Regions from separate parts of the Homo sapiens genome. Here all the other regions are linked to region 2. A link is a contact called in ENCODE Hi-C or POLR2A ChIA-PET data. All regions are on one chromosome and are shown on one strand. Each heading gives the region's core, a stretch centred on a gene start or an enhancer-like site at or near the end of the contact. The rest is flanking DNA. Distances are from core to core; before and after follow the strand shown.

Region 1 (3,262 bases), core at 585-3,084, 1.2 Mb after region 2:
CTGACCCTTCCTCTACACTCATCCTTCCTCCCATTCCAGGACACTGGGCTGGGACACACTTCAGGCTGAATGGGAACCCCAGAAGGCAGGCCTCCTCTAACACAGAGGGTGAGGGACAGGGAGAGAGGGGAGGTGAGCCACTCCAGGCCAAATAATTTGGATTCAGCCAAACCCCAAGTGTGGGAGATGCTTGATTCATAAATACTCAAGGCACTTTCTCCCCCAGTTCAGTGTATGCAGACTGAAAAAGCCCTTGAAGAAGGGAGTGAGCCCCGCAGCCACGAGGGAAAGAGGGTTTAAGTTTCAGAGGGCCGGGGGTGGATGCCCCTACCTTGGCCTTTGGGGGCGGCCATTTCCAGGTCTGTGGGGCAGTCGGCTTCTCCGTTCATCCTCCAGCTGTCCAGCCACCTCCTCGGTCGTGCTGGCCGGGCAACCCGGGGTCAAAGCCACCTCACCCTTTGGAAGACATACCAGTTCCCACTCAGGAAGGCTGAGAGGTGAACGACTAACGACTTTCTAACCGCCCAGAGTAGAAGGGGGCAGGTCCACACTCTGAGAGACTCAGCCATGACCTTATTAGACTTAAGGGGTCTATGGGAATGGGAGTGCGCCCCTCCTCTTCCTCGTGACCCCCTCCCCCAGCCCCTGCAGCCCGGCTCCGCGGCGCGCGCCCTCCCCTGGCCACGCGAGGGCCTGCTCCTAGCTCCCGCGTGCAGCGAGCGCCCGCCCTCCGCCCCGCTTCCCAACCCCAGCCAAAAAAAAAAAAAAAGAAAAAATCTCCTCCTCCTCGGAGCGCCCGCCCCGGGGAGGCCCCAGGCTGGAGGGCGGGGGAAGAGGAAGGGCGGGTAAAGGGCGCGCGCGGCCACGGAAGCGGGCACGCGCCCCAGTCTCCTCCTCCCGCCTCCCCCCGGCCGGTTCCCCCCGCCTCCGCAACCCGGCGGGGACCCGGACGCAGCGCAGCCGCCGCCAGCCCCGGAGCGGAGCGGCCGCACCGCCCCCGGGGACCGGATCCGGATTCCCGCCGCTCCCCCCTCCCGGGCTCCCTTCGCCGTCCCCGCCCGCACAGGCGGGCAAGCAGCCGGAGAGAAGCGGCCTAGCCTGCCCCCCGCCCCCGAGCCACCCACCCCGGCCAGAGGCGCCGCCACCGCCCAGCCACCCCGACGCGCACGGAGGAGCCCGGCACAGAGGCGCGACCGCGGCGGGAACCGCCGCCTCCTCCCCCGAGCCTGCGGCCCAGCCCCGCCGGCGCCCCCGCCCCGGCCTCCGGGGAGCCGAGCCAAGGAGAGGGCGGGAGGACGGCGGCCGGGAGGCGGGGGCGCAGCGCTCACCGGCCCCGCCGCCCCCTCCGGCGGCCGGGGAGAACTGCGCCTGCCGGCTCCGAGAAGCGCGGGCTCCTCCGCCAGCGGCCGGGGCTCGGCTCAGGCCTCGCTTCCTGCCTTCCCCTCCCCCGGCTCTCGGCGTCCTCCCAAGTGCCCTGGTCTGCTCGCGCCCGGTCGCCTGCTCGGTGGTCGCTTCGGGTCCCCGCTGGGCGCCCACCGCACCCCGCGGTTCGCTCCCGCCGTCCGGCCCCGACCCCAGCGCGCGTCCTCAGCCGCCTCGGTTACCCGGCGCAGCGCGGCCTCCGGGCTTCCCGCTCCAGCGGCTCCCTCCCTGGCTCTGAGTGGCGGCGCCCTCCCCCGCTCGGCCGGGCACAGCCGCAGCTCCCTCCCGCGGCGGCAGCGGCTCCTCCTCCGGGCGAGGCGGCGGCGCTGGGGCGGCGGCTGCTGCTGCTGTGGCGGCGGCGGCGGCGGCGGCGGCTGTGGCTGCTGCCTGCTGCTCCTCGCGGCGAAAAGCACAAAGCACAGCGCCCTCCGCCTGCAGGCAGCCCGCCCGCCGCCGGCCCCGGCCTCAGCTCGCACACCCCCCGCCGCCGCCGCAGCCTCAGCCGCCGGAGCGGGGAGGAGGAGGGAGAAGGGAGGAGGAGGAGCGGGAGGGGGGGCGGGAGAAGCGGGGCAGCGAGCGCGTCCTTCCCCGTAGAGCGCACACCGACCCCCGGGGAGCGAGCGCCAGCCCGCCCGCCTCGCCGGCTCCGCTCCCTCCCACAGCCTGCCCGGGCGGGCTCCGCGGGGGGCAGCTGGGAGGAGGGGCGGGAGCTGGGGGGACCCGGGCGGCCGAGGCGGAGGGAAGGAAGGAGGGGAGGGGGGTGGTGGTGGTGGTGCTGGCGGCGGCGGCGGCTGCTGCTGCTGCTGCTGCCGCCGCCGGGGAAGGGGGGGGGGGCCGGGGCAGGGAGACACGCAGCCGCCCGGATGGCGGCGGGGCTCGGAGCCTAGGCGGGCGGGCGGGCGCCGAGAGCGACCTCGCCAGACCCGCGGGGGAACTAGCAGGCTTCGCCGGCGAGGGAGGGCCGAGGTGCGGCCGCGGAGAGGGTGCCCGGAGGTGCCCCCGGCGTCCGGGGAGGCTCGGGGGGCGCCCACAGCCCTGCTCCGGAGCTCTCCCCCAAGTTCTCCCAGCTCAGACTAGGGCTTCCAGGCCAGCTCTCTCCCGCCTCCCGGAGCGAGCGGTCCGCGCCCACCCTCATCCCCCGGAGCGTGGCCGCTGGTTTGGGGCGCACGCACGCCGATCGCGGCGTCCAGCTTCGGTGCCTACCTCGCGGTCCTCTCCTTGCCGAACGGCACATACGAAACTTAAAAAAAAACCCGAAAACTAAAACCTCTGCATTAAAAAAAAAAAATCCCCGTTGCTCTTTACACCCCGGAAACGGCAAGGGAACGACGGGCTCCGGCGGAGGGGCCGCTGTGGGAGCCGGTTCAATCCAGCCCGGCATGGTTCTCCAGGCCTGCCCGGGCGCATGAAGATCGGCGCCGCCGCCACTCGTAGCAACCCCTCTCCCCCGAAATCCGCGGCTCCCGGGCTCACTTACCGAGCGTGTGGATGGGAGCGCAGGCCGGGGGCACCTGGGAGCACGGCGGGCCGAACAGTCGAGCCGCAGCTCCGCTGCAGCCGACGCCGGGGCAGCGAGTCGCCAGACAAAGCCCGAGATGGCGAAGCGGAGCGACGGCTAATGGCGAGCCCCACGCGCCGCGCTCCGCCCGCCCCGCTCCGCCCGCCCGCCCGCCCGCCTCGGCGCAGCGCAGCGCCGCTCCGAGCGCTTGCCCGTCAGAGCCGCCTCGGCGCCGCCGCCTCCCGGGCCACCCCGGCCTCGCCTGGCCCCTCCGCCTCCTCCGGGCGGCTCAGCCTCACCCCTTCCCTCCCACTGCTCTAGGGGTTGCACAAAAAAAATTTT
Region 2 (3,574 bases), core at 747-3,246:
CAATAGCCACTGCATTCAAGCCCGGCAACATAGCAAGACCTCATCTCTTTAAAAAATGAAATATATAAGAAAAAGACATTTTAAAAACCATTGGAGGCCAGGCGTGGTGGCTCATGCCTGTAATCCCAGCACTTTGGGAGTTCGAGGCAAGCGGATCACTTGAGGCTGGGAGTTCGAGACCAGCCTGGCCAACATGGCGAAACTCCATCTCTACAAAAAATATAAAAATTAGCCGGGTGTGGTGGCAGGAGCCTATAGTCCCAGCTACTTAGGAGGCTGAGGCAGGAGAATCGCTTGAACCCGGGAGGTGGAGGTTGCAGTGAGCTGAGATCGCGCCACTGCACTCCAGCCTGGGTGACAAAATGAGACTCCGTCTGAAAAAAAAAAAAATTGTAATGGGGCCGGGCACGGTGCTGCGTCGCCTGTAATCCCAACACTTTGGGAGGCTCAGGTAGGAGGATCACTTAATCCCAGAAGTTTTTGAGACCAGCCTGGGCAATATAGTGAGTCCCCATCTCTACCAAAAAAAAGTTCTTTGATTTTGTTTTTGTTTTTTTCTTCAAATTACACGGGCATGGTGGCACATACCTGAAGTCCTAGCTACTCAGGAGGCTGAGGTGGGGGGATCACGAGCCCAGGAGGTTGAGGCTACAGTGAGCCATGATTGTGCTACACACCATTCAGCCTGGGTGACAGAGCGAGACCCTGTCTCAAAAAACAAAACAAAAGCCATTGCAATGGGATCCTGAGGGATACAGGGAAAATTGTATCACTGGAGAGCTTCAGGAGAGAACTGATGAAATCCTGGTTGTTCCACATCTTGCCCAAGACAAATCCTATAGGTTCAGATAAGCAAAAACTGTGAGATAGTTTATCTTTCCCTTAAACTCGGAAAGCACATAAGGTACCATGTGAAAACACTCTTCTGGTGAGTGATGGGAAATAATTCAGTTTGAGAGCCAACTAGACCTAGATTCAGACCTAGATTTGAATCCCATCTATGCCACTGATTAGGATTAACCTCAGACAAGCAATTTATCCTCTCTGAATTGCAATTTCCTCATGTCTAAATGGGAGGAGAATGCCCAAGATGCAGAGTTGTGAGGATTAAACAGGCTGCCGGCTTGTATAAAGTGCTCACATCTTGCCTGGGAGAGAATCGCTGCTCAGGATGGTGACATGGTAAACAGTATGGGTTCAGGAGTTGAACTGCTTGAGGCTGAGCCCCAGCTCCACTATTTAACCACTATAGACTTCGGGCAAATCTCTCTAAGCCAGTTTCCTCGACTCTAGAATGGAGATAATAGTATCTATTTCTTAGTGTTATGATGACCAAATCAGATGATGTGCATAAATAGATTAACCTGACCTGGCACAGGGTAAGCAGCTGCCATTCTTCTCCTCTACCTCCCTCATGCTTATTCTAGTTGGTAATGTCAGTGACACCACTAGACTTTAACTGTTGGGGGTAAATATCCTTTTTGTTTGTTTTTTTAAAACCAAATTTAGCAGTGGGGGGTTGTATACCAACTTTAGTGACCCTAACGTTGATAAGTTCTGATAACCCACTACTATCGGACCAGCCACCCTTACTGATCTTTGTCCCTCCCTCTTTAGCTAACAGTGCCCCCGACAGGCACCAATAAATGCCCTATTTTTTTCCCTGTGTCTCCCAAGAGAAAAAGTAAATTTCAGATTGTGTTCCCCCTCCTAGCGCCAGAGAAAGGAACTACAACAAAGCCTAGCTGCTGAGTCCAGAGCGCACAGCACAGTCGCCCTCCCAGCTCTTCCGTCGGCCGGGAGGAGTCTCCTTTGCTCTTGTCTACTGCTGGAGCTGCTAATAAAGTTTCATTCGAATACTTGAGCTGCCGCGCCCTGCGTTTCCCTCATGAGCTTCTTCCGCCCGCAACACGAGACTCAGCACCACACAATCAGCGTGGCAAAGCCTGAAGGGCGGGACAGGAAGTGAGGTCACTCCTCACCGGGGTGAAAGGTTAGCGGAAGTGTCCTTCTTTCCTTTTTGCTGGTAGGGCCGGGTGGTTGCTGCCGGTAAGTAGAAGCTTGGGTTGAATCTTTCAATCCGCTGCCATCCGCGGCTTGGGGGTCGAAGGTCCGGGCGGCGCCGGGTGCATTCCTTCCCTAGGTCTCTGGCGGCTACGTATCCGATCCTGTCCTGCGAGCAGGGCCCTCGGGCGGCCTTGACCAAGGCGACAGTGAACACAGTCTGAAGTTCCGGCCCAAGACCTGGGCTTGCTGGCAGGAGTCAGCTCTGGGCATCTTTGGCTTTACGGATTTTTAAGTGGCCCTTTCTCCTTGCTCTCTGCAGAAATGGGCAAGTTCATGAAACCTGGGAAGGTGGTGCTTGTCCTGGCTGGACGCTACTCCGGACGCAAAGCTGTCATCGTGAAGGTATCAGCCTCGCGGGACTCTGCGTCCTTGCATGCCGGGACCAGGCTGGCTGCGGCGGGGCGGGCAGGCTTGGAATTCAAGGCCTGTTTCTGGGGCAGTAGCCAGTGAGCACGGTCAGGGTGAACGTGGGAGAGTTTTTGAGAGAGGAAGAAGCACAGTAAAAGCAAATGTGAGCTGAATTGGGCTCCCAACGCATAAAGCCTTCTCCACCAGAGGCTTTAAATATATAGTAATAGTGGCTGACATTGCACGCTTGCTATGTGCTCCCACTGCCTTTCAGGTATTGTCATGTGCAGTCCTTGAAGTAATCATAGGGGATTCCTTTTCTTTTCTTTTCTTTTTTTTTTTTTTGAGACGGGATCTCTGTCCAGGCTAAGTGCAGTGGCGTGATCACTGCAGCCTCGACCTCCCGGGCTCAAGCGAGTCTCCCATCTCAGCCTCTCGAGTGGCTGGGACTACAGGTGCGTGCCACCATCCCCAGCTATAGGGGGTTCCTTCCTGTTGCTAAGGTTTGGAGGTGTTCTGTTATTTACCTGAAGTGCTGCAGCTGGGAATCTGTAAGAAGAGGAGGAAATTGCTTTTAGAAAGGTCACATAGCCCCTCACTGTTTTCCTCTTATCCATGATTTTGTAGCTTCTTGAGAGAGTTCCCTAGGCTCTGGCCACATACACCACTGCGTTTTGTTGTTGTGGGGACACTGGAGTACCCCTGGATTCCCCTCTCCCATCTCCTGAGACTGATCTCTGGAGTTAGGCTGTGGTGTCTTAACCTTGGCTGTACACTTCACTAGCAGTGGAGCAAGTGAATAGATACCAAGTCCTGTGAGCAGTGCTTGGCATATAGCAAGTACTTCTTAAATGTTAACTGTTGCTACTTTTAAATCTCTTACCTCTAGTAAGCCGTTCCAGATGCTTCCTGATGGAGATAAACACTGTTCTGTTTCTCTTTGGTCATTTCTCATAGCTTTCTGTGATTTTTCTCTTTATAATGGTGGATCTTGGAGACCTGAGGGTGGAAATATTTTTTGGACACTGCACTACCTCTAACACAGGGCCTAAATAGGCCCTCAGTGAATAACAAATGTAATTCTTACTCATTTAGAACATTGATGATGGCACCTCAGATCGCCCCTACAGCCATGCTCTGGTGGCTGGAATTGACCGCT
Region 3 (3,285 bases), core at 713-3,212, 1.1 Mb after region 2:
GAATGCAGTGGCATGATCCCAGCTCACTGCAACCTCCGCCTCCCAGGTTTAAGCCATTCTCCTGCCTCAGTCCCCTGAGTAGCTGGGATTACAGGCGCCCGCCACCATGCCCGGCTAATTTCTTTTTTTTTTTTTTTTAGACGGAGTCTTGCTTTGTTGCCCAGGCTGGAGTGCAGTGGCGTGATCTCGGCTCACTGCAAGCTCCGCCTTCCGGGTTCATGCCATTCTCCTGCCTCAGCTTCCCAAGTAGCTGGGACTACAGGCGCCCGCCACCACACCCGGCTAATTTTTTTGTATTTTTAGTAGAGACGGGGTTTCACCATGTTAGCCAGGATGGTCTCGATCTCCTGCCCTTGTGATCCGCCCGCCTCTGCCTCCCAAAGTGCTGAGATTACAGGCAAGAGCCACCGCGGAAGTGAGCATTGAGTTGCCCAGCCATTCGCACTCCCTCCTGACAAATGGCATCAAGTCATTCAACAAACACTTGTTCAGCCTGGGCAACATAGGGAGCCTTCATCTCTACAACAAATAAACATAAAAAAATTAGCTGGGCTTAGGCCAGGCACAGTGGCTCACGTTTATAATCCCAGCACTTCGGGAGGCCAATGCGGGTGGATCACGAGGTCAGGTGTTCAAGACCAGCCTGGGCAACATAGTGAAACCCTGTCTCTACTAAAAATACAAAAAGTTAGCTGGGCGTGGCTGGGCGCAGTGGTTCACGTCTGTAATCCCAGCACTTTGGGAGGCAGAGGCGGGCAGATTACCTGAGGTCAGGAGTTCGAGACCATCCTGGCCAACATGGTGAAACCCTGTCTCTACTAAAAATACAAAAAATTAGCTGGGCGTGGCTGGGCGCAGTGGCTCACGTCTGTAATCCCAGCACTTTGGGAGGCAGAGGCGGGCAGATTACCTGAGGTCAGGAGTTCGAGACCAGCCTGGCCAACATGGTGAAACCCTGTCTCTACTAAAAATACAAAAATTAGCCAGGCATGATGGCACATGCCTGTTATCCCAGCTACTCGGGAGGCTGAGGCAGGAGAATTGCTTGAGCCTAGGAGGAAGAGGTTGCAGTGAGCCGAGATCATGCCACTGCACTGCAGCCTGTCCTGCAGAGCGAGACTGTCTCAAAAAAAAAAAAAAAAAAAAAAAATTAGCCGGGCGTGGTGGCGGGCACTTGTAATCCCAGCTACTTGGTAGGCTGAAGCAGGAGAATCGCTTGAACCTGAGAGGCAGAGGTTGCAGTGAGCCAAGATCGTGCCACTGCACTCCAGCCTGGGCAACAATGTGAGACTCCGTGTCAAAAAAAAAAAAAGTTAACTGGGTTTGGTGGTGTGTGCCTGTGATCCCAGCTACTCAGGAGGCTGAGGTGGGAGGACTGCTTGGGCCCAAGAGGTGGAGGATGCAGTGAGCCATGACTGTGCCGCTGCACTCCGGGCTGGGTAAGGGAGTAAAGTAAGTCTCAAAACAAAAACAAACTCATTTTCTGAGTGTCTTCAATGTGCCACATGCTGGTTCACAAAGGTGAAAAGCCACAGTCTTGCTCTGAAGCAGTATTAAGTCAAGCAGGGAGGCCGGGCGCCATGGCTTACGCCTGTAATCCCAGCTACTTCGAAGGCTGAGGCAGGAGAATCGCTTGAACCCGGGAGGCGGAGGTTGCAGTGAGCCGAGATCGCGCCACTGCACTCCAGCCTGGGCGACAGAGCGAGATTCGGTTTAAAAAAGAAAAAAAAAAAAGAACGGAAAAGAAAGGGGCGGGGGCAGGATTAGGCATCGTGGGGCCAAGATGCTTGATCTCACCTGAACCAGTGCTGAACCAGCCGACTGGGAAGAGGAGCCGCTTGGGGGCGACCGAGAGCCCATCCGTTTCCCCTTTAAGACCAGAGCGGAAGACTACAGTGAGAAGGCCCTTTGTGTCGGCGGGAAAGAAATATGCCTGCCCCTTTAAGAAGGCGGAGACGCCCCAGTGGCGGCGTCTTCGAATGCGGCCTAAGGCGCCTGCCGCCAGTCTCCTGGCGACTTTCCCTATATCGCAGAGACTCATCCCTCTGACCCCAGCCCGGAAGCACTGTCCCTCGGAGTCCGAGACTTCCACCTGGGTCGTGTCCAAGGCCCCGGCGACTCCCCGGACTCGGGGTGCCGGGCCAACCTCCCCGCCGAGGCCCACCCGCCGTCGCTATGGTAATGCCGCGCCCAGCTTGGGGGCTGGCGGGCCGCAGGGCCCCCTGGCCTCCGGAACTGCTCATGGGGTTCCAGCCCCTCGCCCGCGCAAGTTGCAGGACCGGGGTCTGGGTGGGGGTTCGGCGGAGTCGGGAGACCTGGGCTGTCGTCAGGGCTTGTCATGGACGCGCCGGAGACCCTGAGAAAGCATTCTCCTCCCCCGGGCCTCAGTTTCCCTCCTGTTGCCTTCCTACCCTCCTGGGAAACCCCCCTTTCCAGTGCGCTCAGACGTCACTACCGCTTGGGTCCATCCCTTTCCCCTCCCCGCCCCACACTTTCTACTTTTTTTTTTTTTTTTTTTGGACGAAGTCTCGTTCTGTCGCCCAGGCTGGAGTGCAGTGGCGTGATCTCTGCTCACTGCAACCGTCGTCTCCCGCCCACCCCTTTCACTCTGACCCTTAGAGTCTTGGGAACTGTATCGCCAGCTGTAGCTCCTGCGGCTCTGGCATCTGGGGTTAGGCACCACCTCTGATCTGGGTTTGACACTCATCAGGAACTGGCTACAGCAGCCCTGCTGGCTAGAAAGAAGGAACCGTGGACTGGGGCATCCTACTCTCCTGGGACCCTAGTTTTTGGGCCTTGGATTAGGTAGGGAAACTACTGGCTTCATTTGCAGAAACAATGCCACTGTGCAGACATGTTTGGATTTATGGTAGTTTCTCTTATGTTTGACATAAGATTGGTCAGGCGAAACCTTTGGGATATTGCAAAATCCTTAGGCCCAAGCCAGGGGCCGTGGCTGACACCTGTTTTTGTTTGTTTGTTTTTTTGAGACAGAGTCTCACTCTGTGGCCCAGGCTGAAGTGCAGTGGTGCGATCTCCGCTCACTGCAACCTCCACTTCCCAGGTTCAAGCAATTCTCCTGCCTTAGACTCCCAACAAGCTGGGATTACAGGCGGGCACCACCACCCCAGCTAACTTATTTCTATTTTTAGTAGAGACGAGGTTTCACTTTGTTGGCCAGGCTGTTCTTGAACTCCTGGCCTCAGGTGGTCCACCCGCCTTGGCGTCACAAAGTGCTGGGATTACAGGAGTGAGCCACCATGCCCAGCCTGTGGCTGACACCTA

What was found. Hi-C counts contacts between places; a loop is a spot of excess contacts on that map. ChIA-PET counts read pairs that join two places held with the same protein, here RNA polymerase II (POLR2A). Pooled maps may share reads with other maps.
Region 1: a loop to region 2 is called in a pooled map, with 5 times the contacts of the local background. The contact joins the promoter of UBTF here to the promoter of RPL27 in region 2. A Hi-C loop is called at or near these places in 2 of 50 pooled maps. POLR2A ChIA-PET finds 5 or more read pairs at or near these places in 3 of 52 experiments (GM10248, PC-3 and activated CD4-positive, alpha-beta T cell).
Region 3: a pooled map shows a loop between it and region 2 (2.1-fold over the local background). The contact joins the promoter of HROB here to the promoter of RPL27 in region 2. A Hi-C loop is called at or near these places in 1 of 50 pooled maps. POLR2A ChIA-PET finds 5 or more read pairs at or near these places in 2 of 52 experiments (A549 and B cell).

The regions. Positions count from the first base shown.
Region 1 is chr17:44,217,841-44,221,102 of GRCh38, forward strand. It overlaps UBTF (upstream binding transcription factor), which reads right to left and starts at 1,835. Exons shown (of 21, transcript NM_014233.4): 1 at 1,605-1,835; 2 at 332-456. The coding sequence starts at 389. The region is part of intron 1 of ATXN7L3-AS1 (ATXN7L3 antisense RNA 1); the gene reads left to right. RefSeq lists silencers at 562-731, 782-1,801, 1,561-1,725, 1,852-2,541, 3,052-3,262.
Region 2 is chr17:42,996,423-42,999,996 of GRCh38, forward strand. RPL27 (ribosomal protein L27) reads left to right here and starts at 1,997. Exons shown (of 5, transcript NM_000988.5): 1 at 1,997-2,049; 2 at 2,327-2,409; 3 at 3,511-3,574. The coding sequence starts at 2,329. LOC124904006 (a long non-coding RNA gene) reads right to left here and starts at 3,511. Exons shown (of 2, transcript XR_007065759.1): 1 at 3,299-3,511; 2 at 1-2,964. RefSeq lists enhancers at 1,554-2,753, 1,719-2,028, 2,039-2,278, 2,349-2,458.
Region 3 is chr17:44,139,968-44,143,252 of GRCh38, forward strand. HROB (homologous recombination factor with OB-fold) reads left to right here and starts at 1,963. Exons shown (of 10, transcript NM_001171251.3): 1 at 1,963-2,178. The coding sequence starts at 2,176. RefSeq lists an enhancer at 1,718-1,887 and silencers at 2,188-2,247, 2,494-2,788.